Linked DNA regions of Homo sapiens: regions 2 and 3 are each linked to region 1. A link is a loop called in an ENCODE intact Hi-C map of the cell type or tissue named here. Cell type or tissue: HCT116. All regions are shown on one strand. Each heading gives the region's core, and the rest is flanking DNA. Links, peaks and the distances in the headings are about the cores only. Region 1 has its middle 8.5 kb from the start of SPATS2. Region 2 has its middle 12 kb from the start of MCRS1. Region 3 has its middle 6.1 kb from the start of PRPH.

Region 1 (5,693 bases), core at 337-5,336:
ACTCCAGCCTGGGCAACAGAGTGAGACTCCGTCTCAAAAAATAAAAAGAAAAAAAAAAGAAAAAAGAAAATGTGGCTGCCCAGAAGGTCAATCATGAGTGAGTTGTGATTGCGCCCCTGTACTCCAGCCTGGGCAACAGAGTGAGACACAGTCTGAAATAAATAAATAAATAAACAAAATAAAAACAAATAAGTAAATGAAATTAAAACAAAACCCAAAATACGGTCTTAAAAAAAGGACATTTAGTAAAATAATAGGAAATCTAAGACATTAACAAGTGAGTCTTCTTTATTTTCTACCTTAGTTGATTTAATGAAATCCAGTGATTTCATATTCTCCCATTTGCACAAAACAAAAATTCATAGATACTTTGAAGAGTTGGAAGGGAACTGAGAAGGCCTGTATCCCAAGCAACTATACAGTACAGAATCTTGGGAAAAGCTTGCCTTAGAGATGACCATTTCGGGTTTTGCTTGAATTGGAAATCTTCTACCTGTCTCACCTTTTAGACATCCTTAATTGTTCCCTAAATTGTTCCTAAATTTGCTTCCTTGTAATGTCTTTCTGGACCTGCCATCTCTTGCTACAAAGAACATAAAAAACCAAAAACCATTTCTTGATGAGATTCTGCCCTTCATCTCCTATCTCTCTAAGTCTTTCATTTGCCACATTTACCATCACTTTGTTTAAGGAGGAGGCACTGTAGTCCGAGTGAGGAGGGATGAAGAGGTGAAGAGATGGGTCTCTACTTCTACCTCTTGCATTGACCATACTGGTGACTTTGGGTGAGCCACCTTTCCATTAGGGCCTCTGTTTCTTTCTTGTCAGGTGAGGGAGATGGACTTAGATGACTTAGATGATTTTTTTTTTTTTGAGACGAAATCTACTTTGTTGCACAGGCTGGTGTGCAGTGGCACGGTCATAGCTCACTGCAGCCTTTACCTCCTGGGCTCAAGCAATCCTCTCACCTTGGCCTCCCAAAGTGTTGGGATTACAGGCATGAGCTACTGACCCCAGCCTAGATGACCTTTAAGCTTGCTTTCAACCTGCATTCTGGAGTTATTAGCTTTTCAGCTGAGGTTTTTATTAAATGGTTTTATTTGTCATCTTCTGTCTGCCCCCTTGTGGACATTGTTTTGGGAAGAAAATAAAATATTTAATTGCTCGAAGAACAATATAATGACCATCTCACCCTCCAAAAATTCACTTGCATCACACTGTTTGTTTTCAGTTATTCATGTTCACTTCTAGTCGTCGTTCATAAATGTACATCATTTTACATGGTTGAATCATATCAGGGACATAATTTTGTACTTTCCCCCCTCCCTGATAAAGATGATGTTTTTACAGTAAAATAAAAAAATGCTTGTGATTCAATAAGCTTTTAAAATATTACTATAAAGACTTTGTTATTATATATATTTAATTGAGATATAATTCATATAGCATAAACTTCACCCTTTAAAAGTGTACAATTCAGTGGTTTCTGATAGATTCACAAAGTTGTATAATTATCACCTCTATTTAATTCCAGAATGTTTTACCACCCCAAAAAGAAACTCCATACTCATCAGCAATCACTCTCTGTTTCCTCCTCTTCCTAGCCTCTGCAATCACTGATCTGCTTTCTGTCTCTAGATTTGCCTATCCTGGACATTTTATTTAAATGGCATCACACAATATGTTGTCCTTTGTGTGTGTCTGGCTTCTTTCATTGAACATAATGTTTCCAAGATTCAAATATGGGCTGGGTGTGGTGGCTCACGCCTGTAATCCCAGCACTTTGGGTGGCTGAGGTGGGCGGATCACGAGGTCAGGAGTTTGAGAGCAGCCTGACCAACATGGTGAAACCCTGTCTCTACTAAAAATACAAAAATTAGCTGGGTGTGGTGGCATGCATCTGTAGTCCCAGCTACTCAGGAGGCTGAGGCAGGAGTATCGTCTGAACCTGGGAGGCGGAGGAGGTTGCAGTGAGCTGAGATTGTGCCACCGCACTCCAGCCTGGGTGACAGAACGAGACTCTCAAAAAAAAAAAAAAGAAAAGAAAAGAAAAAATGATTCAAATATGTTGAAGCATGCATTATCATTACATTTTATTTTTTAATAACACACCATTATATCTTAAAGCTGTATAATATTCCCTTTTTGATAAACATTTATATAATGTTGTTGTAAATAATGTGGCATCGATATCTTCATGGCTCTAATTCATCTCTTCTCTTGAATTATTTCCTTAGAATAAATTCCCATGGGTGGGATTACTGGGTCAAAGGGTATGAACATTTTTTATAGCTCTTGTCAATATTGCTCTTAAATTGTGGTGCCCAGAACTAAATGCAATTCTGAGACGTGTTCAGACAGAACGGGGTACTGTGGGGCTGTTACGTTCTCAAGGTCTGAACAATATATCATCCTTTAAATCCAGCAGCCTAAAAATTTACTAGCTTTTTTTGGTTGCTATGTAAGTGTGACTCATTGAGTTTATAGTCAACTGAGGCCCTTAGATCTTTTCCTAGGCACTGTGTCTTAGAGCTATGTTTGCATCTACTCTAGGACCCAGGAGGCTTTTGAGGACTCACTGACTTTAGTACTCTATGTCTTAGTTTTCTTTTCTCTTGAACAGTGGGGTGGTCCTAACAAGCCTGGAGACGTGTGGTTTGTTGTAGTCTTAGCTAGGAACTGCAGATGGCGCTACAAGGCTGTCATGGTAAAATATGTCCCTCGGCTGTCCCCTTCACTTAAAAAAAAATGTGGTAGTGGCACCTCCATAGCAGGTTCATTACCAGAGTTCAGTCCTCTCCTTTTGCTGAGAAGGAGCAAGCAACTGTGAAGTTGGATTTGGGGTGTTATTCAAAGCAAGCTCCAACTGAAGCATGCTTTTCAGTTGTCATTTAATCTCCTAGGGGAATCTAGAGCTGTCTATTTCATGTTAGAACTTTGAACGCACATCTCATGCCAGTGCTTTGGCTTTTGAAGTTCCCACCCTGAGAAGGTGATTTAAAATGTTTTTCTTTTGCTTCATGTTCCCTGCAGTATTTCTGTTAGTCGCCTCAAGGGATTAAAAGTTGTTCAACTGTTTTGTTTTGTTTTGTTTTGTTTTTGCTAAGATGAGTTTTGAGCAATAAAAGTAAAAAATTTATGTAGGGTTCCAGCTAAAGATACTTCATTTCAATAATTTGTTCTCTCTTTTCTTTCTTATTCTTCTTTTTCCCCACCTCTCATTCACCCTTTCCATAGTCCATCTGGTTATTTGCAAACTATTATGACTCTAAGCAAGGATCTTGGACTTTCTGGGTTTAAACGTTACTGACAAGTTTCAACAGAACAAAGCAGTAAAACAGTGCCCTGTATGGGAAACTTGGAAGGGAATCTTTTTTTTTTTTTTTTGAGACGGAGTTTCGCTCTTGTTGCCCAGGCTGGAGTGCAATGGCACCATGTCAGCTCACCACAATCTCCACCTCCCGGGTTCAAGCGATTCTCCTGCCTCAGCCTCCTGAGTAGCTGGGATTACAGGCATGTACCACCACACCCAGCTAATTTTGTATTTTTAGTAGAGACGGGGGTTTCTCCATTTTGGTCAGGCTGGTCTCGAACTCCCAACCTCAGGTGATCTGCTCGCCTTGCCCTCCCAAAGTGTTGGGATTACAGGCCACCACTCCCAGCCCAGAAGGGAATCTTTTAACCCATTCTGTGCCAGACCTCAGTCCCAATTCTGGGTTGAGAAATGTTGTGGGGAACATCTGCTGGGCAGTGACTGAGTCAGCATGTGAGCCTGGCTTTGCAAGCAACACCTAAAAGGGCATTTTTCCTAGAATCAATGGCTCAGGCACATTTCAGGTGAATTAGTACCAGAAAAGGAACGGGAGCTGGGTGTGATGATGGGCGGAGGCGGGGGGATCACTTGAGCCCGGGAGTTTGAGGCTACAGTGAGTTATGATTCTGCCACTGTACTCCAACCTAGGCAACAGAGCAAGCCCCTGCCTCAAATAAATAAATAAGAAATTTATTAATCTGTCTCAAGAGTGGGGAAAAAAAAGGCCAGGCATAGTGGCTGATGCCTATAATCCTAGCACTTTTGAGAGGCTAAGGCAGGAGGATCACTTGAACCCAGTGGGGAAGATTGCTTGAGTTTGAGACCGGCCTGGGCAACATGGGGAGACCCCATCTCTATAAAAAAAAAAAAATTAGCCAGGCCTGGTGGCTCACACCTGTAGTCCAAGCCACTGGGAAGGCTGCAATGGGAGGACCAGTTGAGCCTGGGAGCTGGAGGCTGCAGTGAGCAATGATCCCATCACTGCACTCCAACCTGGGCAACAGAGTGAGAACCCTGTCTCTTAAAAAAAAAAAAAGGAATGGGGCTTGGCGCCGGTGACTAACGCCTGTAATCCCAGCACTTTGGGAGGCCAAGGCAGGTGGATCACGAGGTCAAGAGATTGAGACCATCCTGGCCAACATGTGAAACCCCGTCTCTACTAAAACTTCAAAAAAATTAGCTGGGCATGGTGGCGCACCTGTAGTCCCAGCTACTTGGGAGGCTGAGGCAGGAGAATCGCTTGAACCCGGGAGGTGGAGGTTGCCGTGAGCTGAGATCGCGCCACTGCACTCCAGCCTGGGTGACAGTGCGAGACTCTGTCTCAAAAAAAAAAGAAAAGAATGGGAAGGGGTTGTGGGACATAAAACGTCTTTGGTTCAGGTGTTTCCCAGTCACAGATCTGAGGGCCACTGAGGCTTGTTTTACTCCCCCACCCCTCCTTCCATATCCTTACCCACTTTAGACGTGGTTTCTCTTGCTTTTTCCTCCCTTTCCCTCCCATGAACCACAGGAGAGAGTGTACGTTTAATATTCAGTAAATTTGATATTCAGTGCCTGCAAACTTACTTCGTCTTAGCAGTTGACTTTTCTTGCACAGCCAAGATGACTGATCATTTCAGACCCATCTCCCTTCAGGCTCTAATTCTTCTCCATCAATGTGTTTGTTTTGATATTTCTGCCTTTGGTTGATGTTCTTCTTCTTTCCTATAATTATTTTTCCTCTCTGCTAAATCTTTTTTTTTTTTTTTTTTTGAGATGGAGTTTCGCTCTTGCCCAGGCTGGAGTGCAGTGGTGTGATCTTGGCTCATTGCAACCTCCGCCTCCTGGGTTCAAGTGATTCTTGTGCCTCAGCCTCACGAGTAGCTGGGATTATAGGCGCCCGCCACCACGCCAGGCTAATATATTTGTATTTTTTGTAGAGACAGGATTTCATCATATTGGCCAGGCTGGTCTCGAACTCCTGACCTCAGGTGAGCCACCGGCCTCAGCCTCCCAAAGTGCTGGGATTACAGGCATTAACCACCATGCCTAGCCTTGCTAATACAAATCTTTACACTTCTTTTATGACCTAGCTTAAGGTTTATCCCTAAATGATGCCTTTGCTGATTAATTCCACCTCTAGTAATCTTTGCCCTTTGAATTCCTTCTGTATTCCCATCTAGTTTGTACTGTTCTATCAATAAGTTTCTTGCATGTTGCCATATAAATTGTTCTCTGTCTCATGTTTGCAAGTCTTCTCTTCTTAACTATACCAAAGCTGCTTGAGGGCAAGTGACTGTGTCTTCTCCTAATGTAAATAGCAGGACATTTATTAAATGTGCAACCTAGGTAAATTATTGAAAAATTTTGAGCTTCAGTTTCCTCATTTGTTACATGAGGA
Region 2 (5,693 bases), core at 281-5,280, 220 kb after region 1:
ATCAGTGGCTCTCCACTGCCTACAGAGGAGCATCCTCTGGTTGGTCTTCAAGCCCATCCACATCCAGCCCCAGCTGGGCTTATCTCCTACAACACGTGGTGTGGAACTACACCCAGGCTGGCCGCTTGCTGCCACATGAACATGCTCTGTGCTTACAGTGTCCTTTTCCCTTGGATTTCCTGCCTCCCGCCCCCTGCAATAGTTCCACCCATCCTTCCACATTTCATGGAGATCCCACTTAGTCCCAAAGGCCTCCCCAGACCTTCACTGCCATATGTCTTCCCCATTCTCTGTTGCACTTTGTCTTGCATTCCCACACTAGCTCCCTACCAGTTACTACTCTTTCTCCACACTGGCGTGTGAGGGGAGTCTGTCCCAATGTCACCATTCCCCCATGACTTGCCTCCCCACCTTTTCAAGTCTCTACTCAAGCGTCACCCTGCGAGGCTTGCCATGACCCCTCTGTTTTCATCGCCAACTCCAGCACTTGGCACAGTACAATTGCTGAAGGAGTGGTGGGTAGATTGTGAGTCCTCGGGAGTTCAGGACAATACTTGAATTTATTTCTGTAACTGTGCCAGTGCTTTGCATCCAGTCAGCACCCTGTGTTTGCAGTAGGCTCCTGGGAAATGAGTTTTACTCACTTCCGTGCCCCTGCTGCCTAATACAGATCATGGCACCACAGTAGGTGCTCAATAAATGTTTAAGGAATCAATAAATGAAAAATTACACATTTAATTGCCCTCGGGAGCCTCCAGAGAGGCCACTGATTGTGCAAACTCACTGGTTTGTGTGTGCTTCCTGCCAGTGCTGACAGGCTGCCTTATGGGCCGGTGACAAGCTGTGTCCTGTAAACCTGGCTGTGCTGAGGGACGGTGACATGCAGCTCACAGAAGGCACTAGGGCTGTCATGGTGGCCAAGCATTTAATACAACGATTGTGGTGCTCCAGGCAGAAACACAGCCCGGAAGAAGCCTCAGAGGCAGCCAAGGAGGGATGGGAGCACTTACTCCTTAGGGAAAGCTTGACTTGGTTTCTACTGTGTGCATGGCCCTCTGAAGGTCCGGGTAGAGGGGAAGCTACAGCTGTGAGAGCAACTGGGCATCCGTCTTAAAGAGTTTCAGGTCTAGTGGGGTTGAGGACAGGCTCACCGATAATCCCAGAACAAAGGCAAGATGGACCAATGCTGGAAGAGATCCACGCACAAAGGCAGGAGAGCCCGTCCCCAGGAGAAGGGGAGGCTTAGGGAGGATTAGTGGAAGCTTCGTGGTGGAAGGGCCATCTGAGCTCATTGACTAAGCATTTTTTTTTTTTTTTTGAGACAGAGTCTCACTCTTGTCTCTCCGGCTGGAGTGCAATGATCTCGGCTCACTTGAATCTCCACTTCCCAAATTCAAGCGATTCTCCTGCCTCAGCCTCCTGAGAAGCTGGGATTACAGGTGCCTGCCACCATGCCTGACTAAGTTTTGTATTTTTTAGTAGAGACAGGGTTTCACCATGTTGGCCAGGCTGGTCTCAAACTCAATCTCAGGTGATCCACCCACCGCGGCCTCCCAAAGTGCTGGGATTACAGGCGTGAGCCACCACGTCCGGCCTTCATGACTAGGCTTTCTGAATGGGGTGGGAATTGAAACAGCTTCCAGCTGGTCTCCCTGCGCCCTGCTCCCAGTCTATGCTCATGGTTGCAGCCAGACGATGCTCTTGAATTGAAGGGCACATGATGTCACTTCTCTGCTTAGAATTCTGCAATGGCTCCCATTGCATTCCGGGTGAACAGAGGTCCTTACGGTGGCCTACAAGGCCTTGTGTGACCGGCCTCCCAGTGGCCTCTGCAACGTGGCTCCTCCCACCCTCCCACTCACCCACACCAGGTACCCCGGGCACCTTGCTGCCCCCTGAGTGTGCCAGGCAGGCTCTCACCTCAGCCTGCTCTCCCTGCCTGGCACGCCCTTCCCGCAGCTCACCTCCTCACCTGCTTCAAGTCTTCACTGAAACGTCCTGCCATGCCCTCTCTGCTTTAAATGGTAACACCCACTCCCCTGCACTCTGCTGCCTTATCCCTCTTGAAATTTGTGTTTCTCCATGGAACCTTTTACGTTCTGACATAACTGTGCATTTTACTACTTATTTTTGTTTCTTGTCTTTTCCCCCCATAGAATGTAAGCTTTGTGAAAGCAGTTTTTTGTTTGTTTGTTTGTTTTTTGAGATGGAGTCTCGCTCAGTCGCCCAGGCTGGAGTGCAGTGGCACGATCATGGCTCACACAACCTCCGCCTCCCGGGTTCATGCCATTCTCCTGCCTCAGCCTCCCGAGTAGCTGGGACTACAGGCGCCCGCCACCACGCCCGGCTAATTTTTTTTATTTTTAGTGGAGATGGGGTTTCACCATGTTAGCCAGGATGGTCTCGATTTCCTGACCTTATGATGTGCCCGCTTCGGCCTCCGAAAGTGCTGGGATTACAGGCGTGAGCCACTGCACCTGGCCATGAAAGCACTTTTTAAAAATCTGTTTTACTCACTACAGTATCCCTAACACCTAGAACACTGCCTCATGTTAGGTGCCTAATAGGTACTTGTTGAATGAATGAATGAGTAAATGAATCAATGGGGCCATGCTGCATGCTTGAGGAAGTCCATGGGAAGGGCCTCCTGGCAGAGCTCCTAAAAACTGCTGCCCAAAGGGTCATTTGCAGGGATAGATCTGTGCCATACAGAGCAGAGGACCTGCTGGGGGTAGGCGATCAAGCGAGGAGGAAGGGTCCCCAGTCCAAGGGAGAGCAGACTCCACAACCATGAGTCCTCTGCAGGATCCCCGTGTCCCAGCATGGGTCAGGAATGCCTTCTCCCTCTGCTGCACTTGCTGTCCACGCTCCACCTGCACCTTCCCAGGAACTCACCAGCTCCCCTCCTGTCAGTCTTCCCGCAGTTCCCTCCCTTCTAATTCTTGAATTCCCGGCCCCTCTCCAGGCCAGCTGAGGCCCTTAGACAAGCACTTTGCTGCCTCCTTGTGGCTTCTGCAGGAAAGGCTTCTCCTCTCTTCCAGAGAGTGAGGATACGGGGCGCCTAACAGACAGCCTGGGGGTGATGAGAGAGGAAACCGAATCTTCTTGACCAGTGGTGGCCTGAATCATTGGCAGCTGCCCGCTCACAGCACTGCTGCCTGTGGCAGTGAACTCTGTGGCAGCGCCCTGACTGGTGCACTAGCTGGACTCAGGCTTTGGTTGTTCCAGGCTGCTCAGCTCCTGGGAAAGAATGTGAGGCAGCAGTCAGACCCCAGGGCCTGCCTCAAGGGTCACTGAGGTCAGTGACTAGTGTATCCAGCCTCCACCTGCTCAGCTTCCTCCCAGCTCAGAGGCAATAAATAGTGTTTGAGGGGTGATGAAGCCACCAGCCAGCGCAGGGCCTCCCAGGGTGTGCAGAGAGCAGGGGCAGGGTGTGACACAAGAGCCAGGGCCAGGATATGTAGAACTGGAGCATGGGAGGCCACTCAGCCTCCTAATTGGCTAATTGGCTGGGATGTTACCTGCTTAAGCTAATTGCCCCCAAATGGAGGAATATTCTAGAAGGCTCCTGGGTTATCTAGTGGACCCATAACTTACAAGACTGCCTGAGAAGACTGCTTTATTTTTTACTTTACTGGGTAACTTTTTCTTTCTGGCTGCTTTCAAGTTCTCTCATCTTTGGTTTCAGGTTTGACTATGATATGCTGAGGTATGTTTTCCTTTGTATTTATCTTGCTTCAGTTCTCTGAGCTCCTTGGATCTGTGGCTTCTTGTCTTTAATTTTGGAAATTCTCAGTGATTATCTCTTCAAGTAGCTTGTTAAATATTTCTTCTCCCTTTTTCTGGGACTTTGATCACATGTGTGTGAAACCATTGGTATTGTCCCACACATCTTGGGTGTTTGGTTTGGGGGTTGCTGATTTGTTGCTTTGTTTTTACTCTCTCTGTGTTATAGTTGGCTAATTTCTATTGATCTTGCCTCAATTCACATATTTTTTTGCCTTGCTTTTGTCTAGTTGGCTGATAAACCTGCCAAAGGATTTCTATATCTCTGATGTTAAGATTTTCTTTTCTTTTCTTTTCTTTTTTTTTTTTGAGACAGAGTCTCACTCTGTCACCAGGCTGGAGTGCAGTGGCACAATCTCAACTTACTGCAACCTCCACCTCCTGGGTTCAAGCAATTTTCCTGCCTCAGCCCCCCAAGTAGCTGGGACTACAGGCACGTGCCACCATGGCCAGCTAATTTTTGTGTTTTTAGTAGAGACGGGGTTTCACCGTGTTGGCCAGGATTGTCTCGATCTCTTGACCTCATGATCCGCCCACCTTGGCCTCCCAAAGTGCTAGGATTACAGGCGTGAGCCACTGCACCCAGCAAGATTTTCATTTCTGGCATCTTCAAGTTTCCATTTCTTTTGTACAATTCCCTCTCTCTACTCAAATTCCACGTCTGTTCCTGCATGTTGCCCACCTGTTAGAGGCAGATCCTGTAACATGTTAGATGTAGCTACCTTCAAATTCCTGCCTTCAAAGCCCTCACTTGATAGTTAACAGCATCCCAGCCATACACATCTTCTCTTCTTGAGAAGGTGACTCCTCTGATCATAGAATCATGCTCATCTGTTTTCTGACTTTTCAGACCATGCATGGCTTTCCCCTCCCTGGCTCTATGCCTGGGTTGTTTTTGAAGGGGTTTTCTCCTTTCCACTGTATGCCTCTGCAGTTAGTCAAGGCCAGAGTAGACCCTTCTCCCATGTCATCTTCCACATTTGTTTTGGTTCCTCATCTGAGGCTGTGGGCCATGCAAGCAGAGCTATGGCCAGTCCCCGAATATGGCTTGAAGCAATGCTCAAAAAAATACTCCTTCCCATGCCTTGTCTTCCCTGAATTTTTTGGGGGTAGAAGCAATACATTGACCAGAAATGTCAACTTTGCTCTTAAAAAAAATTAGGCTCCTGTATAGTATCAGTGAACCTCATCACTAGAAAAACACCCGACACACACACACACACACACACTTACACATATATACACATGCATACACATACATGTATACACACATACACATTTATACACACACATACACATATACACACATGTGCACATACATACATAAATACATCCACAGCTACATAAATACATACATATATACACAAACGTATACATACACACACATATATACACAAAGATACACACACATATATATTTGTCTTCCAACCCTCTTGGCTTCACAGCTTGGCCCGTGCAGGCTTTCTTTGCCTTTAAGAAGATGAAATTGTTACCAAAGCAGGAGAAGAATGTCAGACACTCTGCATGCTTGCCAGAGAGCTCGCTAGAGGACGTGCAGAAGGTCAAAGTCCTCCATCACCAGAGCAAGTTCAGCCACCAGGCCCCTTAAGCACAGTGCCAAGAGCCTGTGAAAACATGAAACCTTTGAAAATATGGGTGCCAAAATATAAAAACAAAGAATGTATGAATAGTATGAAATCTTTATAAAACATAATATTGTCAGTTTCATTCACTGTCAAATTTAATATTCAAAATAGTCTCATTACATTTATAAAACTTGTTCAATTTCTTCTCTGTGCATTCTGATTGCTGAGATGTCACTCACAGCTAAGTACACATTAAATAACTTACTCATAGCCAGTTAATTTCTGAAGCAAGGTTATAAAAATGCTTTCTAATTATTTAGA
Region 3 (5,693 bases), core at 264-5,263, 70 kb before region 1:
TATGTCTATGTCCTAGGACATGTTAATGTGACCTTATTTGGGAAAAGCGTCTTTACAGGGGTAAACAATGATCTTAAGGTGAGATCATCCTGGATTACTTGGGTGGGCCCCAAATCCAAAGATGAGGGTCTTTGTAAGAGGAAGAGGAGACATGGACACAAAGGAGGAGACGGCCATGCGAAGACAGAGGGAGAGACTGGAGGGATGTGGTCACAAGCCAAGGAATGCCTGGAGCACCACAAGCTGGAAGAGGCAAGGAAGGGTTCCTCTCTGCTCCAGCCTTCGGGACTACAGCCCCACCAACACCTTGATTTTGGACTTCTGGACTTCAGAACTGTGAGAGAATACATTTTTGTTGTTCTAAGCCACCAAGTTTGTGGTAATTTGTTATGAAAGCTCCAAAAAACACCAACAAAAAATGATATAAACTTATTATTATTATTATTATTATTATTATTTTGGCATTAACTTTTTTTTTCTTGTATTTTTAGTAGAGACAGGGTTTCGCCATGTTGATCAGGCTGGTCTCCAACTCCCGACCTCAGGTGATCCGCCCACCTAGGCCTCCTAAAGTGCTGGGATTACAGGTGTGAGACACCGTGCCTGGCCTTGACCTTAACTTTTTAAAGAGTCTAGGACTAGTTGTCTTATAGAATGTCCCAACTCTGAAATTGTCTTCAGATTGACCTTTTAAAATCCTAAATCAGGGCGGAGCAAGGTGGCTCATGCCTGTAATTCCAGCACTTTGGGAGGCCGAGGCGGGCAGATCACTAGGTCAGGAGATCGAGCCCATTCTGGCCAACATGGTGAAACCCCACCTCTACTAAAAATACAAAAAAATTAGCTGTGTGTGGTGGCACGCTCCTGTAGTCCCAGCTACTCGGGAGGCTGAGGCAGGAGAATCACCTGAACCTGGGAGGCAGAGGTTGCAGTGAGCCAAGATCGCACGACTGCACTCCAGCCTGGCGACAGAGCGAGACTCCATTTCAAAAACAAAACAAAACAAAACAAAAATTATAAATCAGATTAAGTCATTCCCTGCTTCAAACCCTCTAATGGCTTTTCATTGCATTTAAAATAAACTCTTTACTCTGATTTTAAAAGCCTCGTGATCTTTGACTCCTTGCCATGCCTCTAACCTCACCTTTCCCGCTCTCTTCCCTCATCTGCCTCGCGCCAGCCTCACTGAACTTTCTGCAATTCTTCAAACATGCCAAGCTCATCCCCAGCCTTACCCTTCTGCTCGGGTGATGACTGAATACAATTCATGATTTTCAAGTCCTAGATTGCATGGAAATAGCTATAAAGAATGTTATTGGGGCAATTGAGGGAATTTGAATATGGGCTGTGTATTAGATAATACTGTTATATCAGTGTTAAATTTCTTTTTTGTTAGTTACAAAATTTTTTTACACAAATAAAGGCAAATCGATGTTAAATGTCTTCAGTGGGCTAATCCTACTGTGGTTATGTAGGAAAATGTCCTTGTTCTTTGGAGTTACATGCTAATGTATTCAGAGATTAAATATAATGATGTCTAACACTTCCAGAGGAATTGTGGCAAAACATTGACAACTGGTAAATCCAAGGGAAGGATATATTGGTGTTCATAGCAGCATTCTTTCAACTTTGTCCTGGGTTTGATTTTTTTCAAGATAAAATAGAGTAAAAGATGGACAATTTAAAGAAAAAATATCTTAATCCAGGAATACTTAAAAATCAGTAGAGCATTTGTCAATGCCCTTCTAAAGATTCAGAAGATGTGGGTAGGACCCAGGGGCCTGCCTTTTCATGGCCCGGGTGACCCTCAGGCAGCTGCCCAGGCCACACTTTGAACAGGTTCACTGAGCACTCTGCCCTTGGAGTGTGGCTTGCTGGCACAGCCCATTATTTCCCATTCTCCAGCTGAGGAGCGGCTGGCTGAAAGATCAAGCAGGCGGATGGAGACGTGATTTTACAGTGAGGGTGGAACCGGAGATTGTGGGCACAACAGAGAATGGTGAGGAGTTGCGGAAAGATTTTGTCTTCCTGCCCTGTCTTTTGGCTTCTGGAGGAACAGAGGAGGCTCCTAGAACTCAGGGAATGAATGGAATGAGGGCTCCAAACTCCTCATACCAGTGCTTCTCTGACTCTATTTTACACTCCCTTGGATAAATGTCATCTGTAAACAAACAAACAAACAAAAAAAGAAATCACAATAAGTTTTGAAGTATTCCCCAAATTCCAGTGTTCCAGGATCCTTGAGTCTTGAACTCAACATAGATGCAGACTGAACACGTCAGCACGTCATTCTGACTTCTGACCAGAAGGTGGCAGCAACATACCTCGCTTTATTTTAGGGGCCACCAACAAAGAGATTTTTTGGGTGCCTCACACGCATTCAATTGACCTAGGTCCCGCCGCAGACACCACGGACAAAAAGATCAGTACGATCTTATCGTTGCCCTCAAAGATCATATTGTCAGGGAGCGGAAAGTCAGAGGCAGACATATAAACAGATTACCAGTTACTAGCTGTGTGACCTTAGGAAAGTTACTTAACCTCGCTGTGCCTCAGTTTCTTCAACTATGAAGTGGGAATAGTAATAGTACCTATGTCATAGGGTTACTGTGAGGATTAGGAGTGATTAAATAAATGTGTTAGACCTAGCACTGTATCACTATGTGATACAGTGAGAGAAGGGATGAGCTGGCAGGGATGCCCACAGTGCTCCCTAACTGGAAGCAGTGGAGCCCCAGGTGGAGATAATGGGAAAGAGTTCCACTCTGGTAAAGCCACTCTGTCAGTGGGGACCCTGCAGCCAAACTGGGCTGGGAGAGTCTACCTTCAAAAGTGTGGTGCTGGATCCCTTCCGGCTGAGGCTCACCTTGGGTCCTGCAGGCATAGAGTGAAGAACACCAGCAGGGCCACTCAGGGCCTGATCAACCAGGACGCGCCCTTCCAGAGGAAACCACCACTAGCTCACTGTACAAGCTCAGACATGCAACTTGGTCCCTCTGAGCCTCAGGTCTTACCTAAGTGATGGGGAAATAGGACCACAGGGACCAAGGAACAGTGCTGAGTTCCACATCTGGGACATCGCAAGAGCAACTATAAAGTCAGGCAATTCAGGAGCAGCGAGGACTTGGAGCTAGGGACTCAAAAATAAAGCTGGGGGGCCAGGCATGGTGGCTCACGATTGTAATCCCAGCACTTTGGGAGGCCGAGGTGGGTGGATTGCCTGAGCTCAGTAGTCTGAGATCAGCCTGGGCAACATGGTGAAACCCCCTCTCTACCAAAAGTAGAAAAAAATTAGCCAGGCGTGGTGGTGCGCTCCTGCAACCCCAGCTACTCAAGGACTGAGGCAGGAGGATCGTTTGAGCCTGGGAGGCGGAAGTTGTAGTGAGCTGAGACTGCACCACTGCATTCCAACCTGGGTGACAGAGTGAGATCCTTCTCAAAAAATAAAAATAAAATAGGCCGGGGGCTGTGGTTCATGCCTGTAATCCCAGCACTTTGGGAGGCCAAGGCGGACAGATCACGAGGCCAAGAGATGGAGACCATCCTGGCCAACATGGTGAAACCCATCTCTACTAAAAATACAAAAATTAGCTGGGTGTGGTGGCGTGCCCAGGATGTAGTCCCAGCTACTTGGGAGGCTGAGGCAGGAGAATCGCTTGAACCCCGGAGGCGAAGTTTGCAGTGAGGCAAGATCGCACCACTGTACTGCAGCCCGGTGACAAAGCGAGACTCCGTCTCAAAAAATAATAGTAGTAACAATAATAATAATAATTAATAATAATAATAATAAAATAAATAAATACATAAAAATAAAATAAAGCTGGGAAGACAAAGGAATCCTGGAGAGGACCCTGGACTTCACCTAGGATGTGGAGTGGAGGTTTAGTTTTTTAATTTTTATTTTGTTTTGTTAAATTTTTTAATTTTTATTTTTGAGACGGAGTCTTGCTCTGTCGTCCAGGCTGGAGTGCAGTGGCGCAATCTCGGCTCACTGCAAGCTCCGCCTCCCGGGTTCACGCCATTCTCCTGCCTCAGCCTCCTGAGTAGCTGGGACTACAGGCGCTCGCCACCATGCCGGTTTACTTTTTTGTATTTTTAGTAGAGACGGGGTTTCACCGTGTTAGCCAGGATGGTCTCGATCTGACCTCATGATCTGCCCGCCTCGGCCTCCCAACGTGCTGGGATTACAGGCGTGAGCCACAGCGCCTGGCTGGTTATTTATTTATTTATTTTGAGATAGGATCTCAGTCACTGGGGCTGGAGTACAGTGGTGTAGTCACAGTTCACAGCAGCCTTGACCTCCTGGGCTCAGGTGAGCCTCCCACCTCAGCCTTCCAAGTAGCTGGGACTACAGGTGTATGCCACCATGCCTGGCTAATTTTTGTGTGTTTTGTAGAGATGGGGTTTCTCCATGTTGCCCAGGACTGGTCTTGAACTTCTAGGATCAAGCGATCTGCCTGCTTTGGCCTCCCAAAGTGCTGGGATTACAGGTGCGAGCCACTTCGCCTGGCCTGGAGTGGAGGTTTGTGTCAATCCTAGACCCGGAGAGGCAGAGACCCCAGCTGACAGATGCAAGTATTAGGGATGTGCTGAAGCAGAGGGTAAGGCTGGGAGGAGCTTAGCATGTCTTTTTTTTTTTTTTTTTTTTTTTTTTTTGAGACAGAGTCTCACTCTGTCGCCCAGGCTGGAGTGAAGTGGCGCGATCTTGGCTCACTGCAACCTCTGCCTCCCGGGTTCAATAGATTCTCCTTCCTCAGCCTCCCAAGTAGCTGGGATTACCGGCGTATGCTACCACGCCCGGCTAATTTGTTTGTTTGTTTTTTGAGATGGAGTCTCGCTCTGTCACCCAGGCTGGAGTGCAGTGGCGCGATCTCCGCTCACTGCAAGCTCCACCTCCTGGGTTCACACCATTCTCCTGCCTCAGCCTCTCCAGTAGCTGGGACTACAGGTGCCCGCCACCACGCCCGGCTAATTTTTTGTATTTTTAGTAGAGACAGGGTTTCACCATGTTAGCCAGGATGGTCTTGATCTCCTGACCTTGTGATCCGCCCGCCTCAGCCTCCCAAAGTGCTGGGATTACAGGCGTAAACCACTGTGCTCCACTGGCATGTCTTTGTTCTATGACTGTTCTTTGGCCAGCCATGGATCTCTTTACTCTCCCAATCTCCCACTCTCTCTTGCCTACATGCCCTCCTAATCCAGCTTTGAGCCCGTGGCCTGACATTTAATAGCACTCTTGGCCAGGCGTGGTGGCTCACGCCTGTAATCCCAGCTCTTTGGGAGGCCGAGGCAGGCGGACCATTTGAGATCAGGAGTTCGAGACCAGCTTGACCTACATAATGAAACCCCGTCTCTACTAAAGTACAAAAATTAGCCAGGCATGGTGGCAGGTACCTGTAATCCCAGCTACTCGGGAGGCTGAGGCAGGAGAATCGCTTGATCCCAGGAGGTGGAGGTTGCAGTGAGCTGAGATCATGCCACTGCACTCCAGCCTGGGCAACAGAGCAAGACTCTCTCTCAAAAAAAATTTAATTTAATTTAATTTAAAAATAGCACTCTTGCCAGTAACCTAAACTTCGTTACTCACCTTCCCTGCAAACCCCTGAACACATGCAATAGTTGTTTCTCTTCCAGCCTTCATCAGAGCAGCCAAGGGAGGCAGGAGGAGGAGGAGCGATGAGAATACTGGCAAA

The links. Hi-C counts contacts between places; a loop is a spot of excess contacts. Peaks named below come from ENCODE experiments on the same cell type or tissue, not always from the same donor. Only the 100,000 strongest peaks of a DNase experiment are listed, where the experiment ranks them.
Region 2: it touches region 1 in a loop (9-fold over the local background); 57 of 110 quality-filtered maps call a loop at or near these places.
Region 3: it touches region 1 in a loop (7-fold over the local background); 56 of 110 quality-filtered maps call a loop at or near these places.

Annotation. Positions count from the first base shown.
Region 1 is chr12:49,356,152-49,361,844 of GRCh38, forward strand. No RefSeq gene overlaps it. Among named protein-coding and RNA genes, the nearest start is that of SPATS2, 8.5 kb to the right of the region's middle. In HCT116, for the core only: CTCF peaks have their summits at 1,114 (motif pointing left) and 2,685 (motif pointing right); DNase peaks (open chromatin) are centred at 1,159 and 2,680; H3K4me3 peaks cover 461 bases; H3K27ac peaks cover 1,781 bases.
Region 2 is chr12:49,577,699-49,583,391 of GRCh38, forward strand. It overlaps a transcript of FAM186B not described here. Among named protein-coding and RNA genes, the nearest start is that of MCRS1, 12 kb to the left of the region's middle. RefSeq lists enhancers at 4,558-4,607, 4,708-4,757. In HCT116, for the core only: a CTCF peak has its summit at 3,006 (motif pointing left); a DNase peak (open chromatin) is centred at 2,973.
Region 3 is chr12:49,286,203-49,291,895 of GRCh38, forward strand. No RefSeq gene overlaps it. Among named protein-coding and RNA genes, the nearest start is that of PRPH, 6.1 kb to the right of the region's middle. In HCT116, for the core only: a CTCF peak has its summit at 2,317 (motif pointing right); a DNase peak (open chromatin) is centred at 2,288.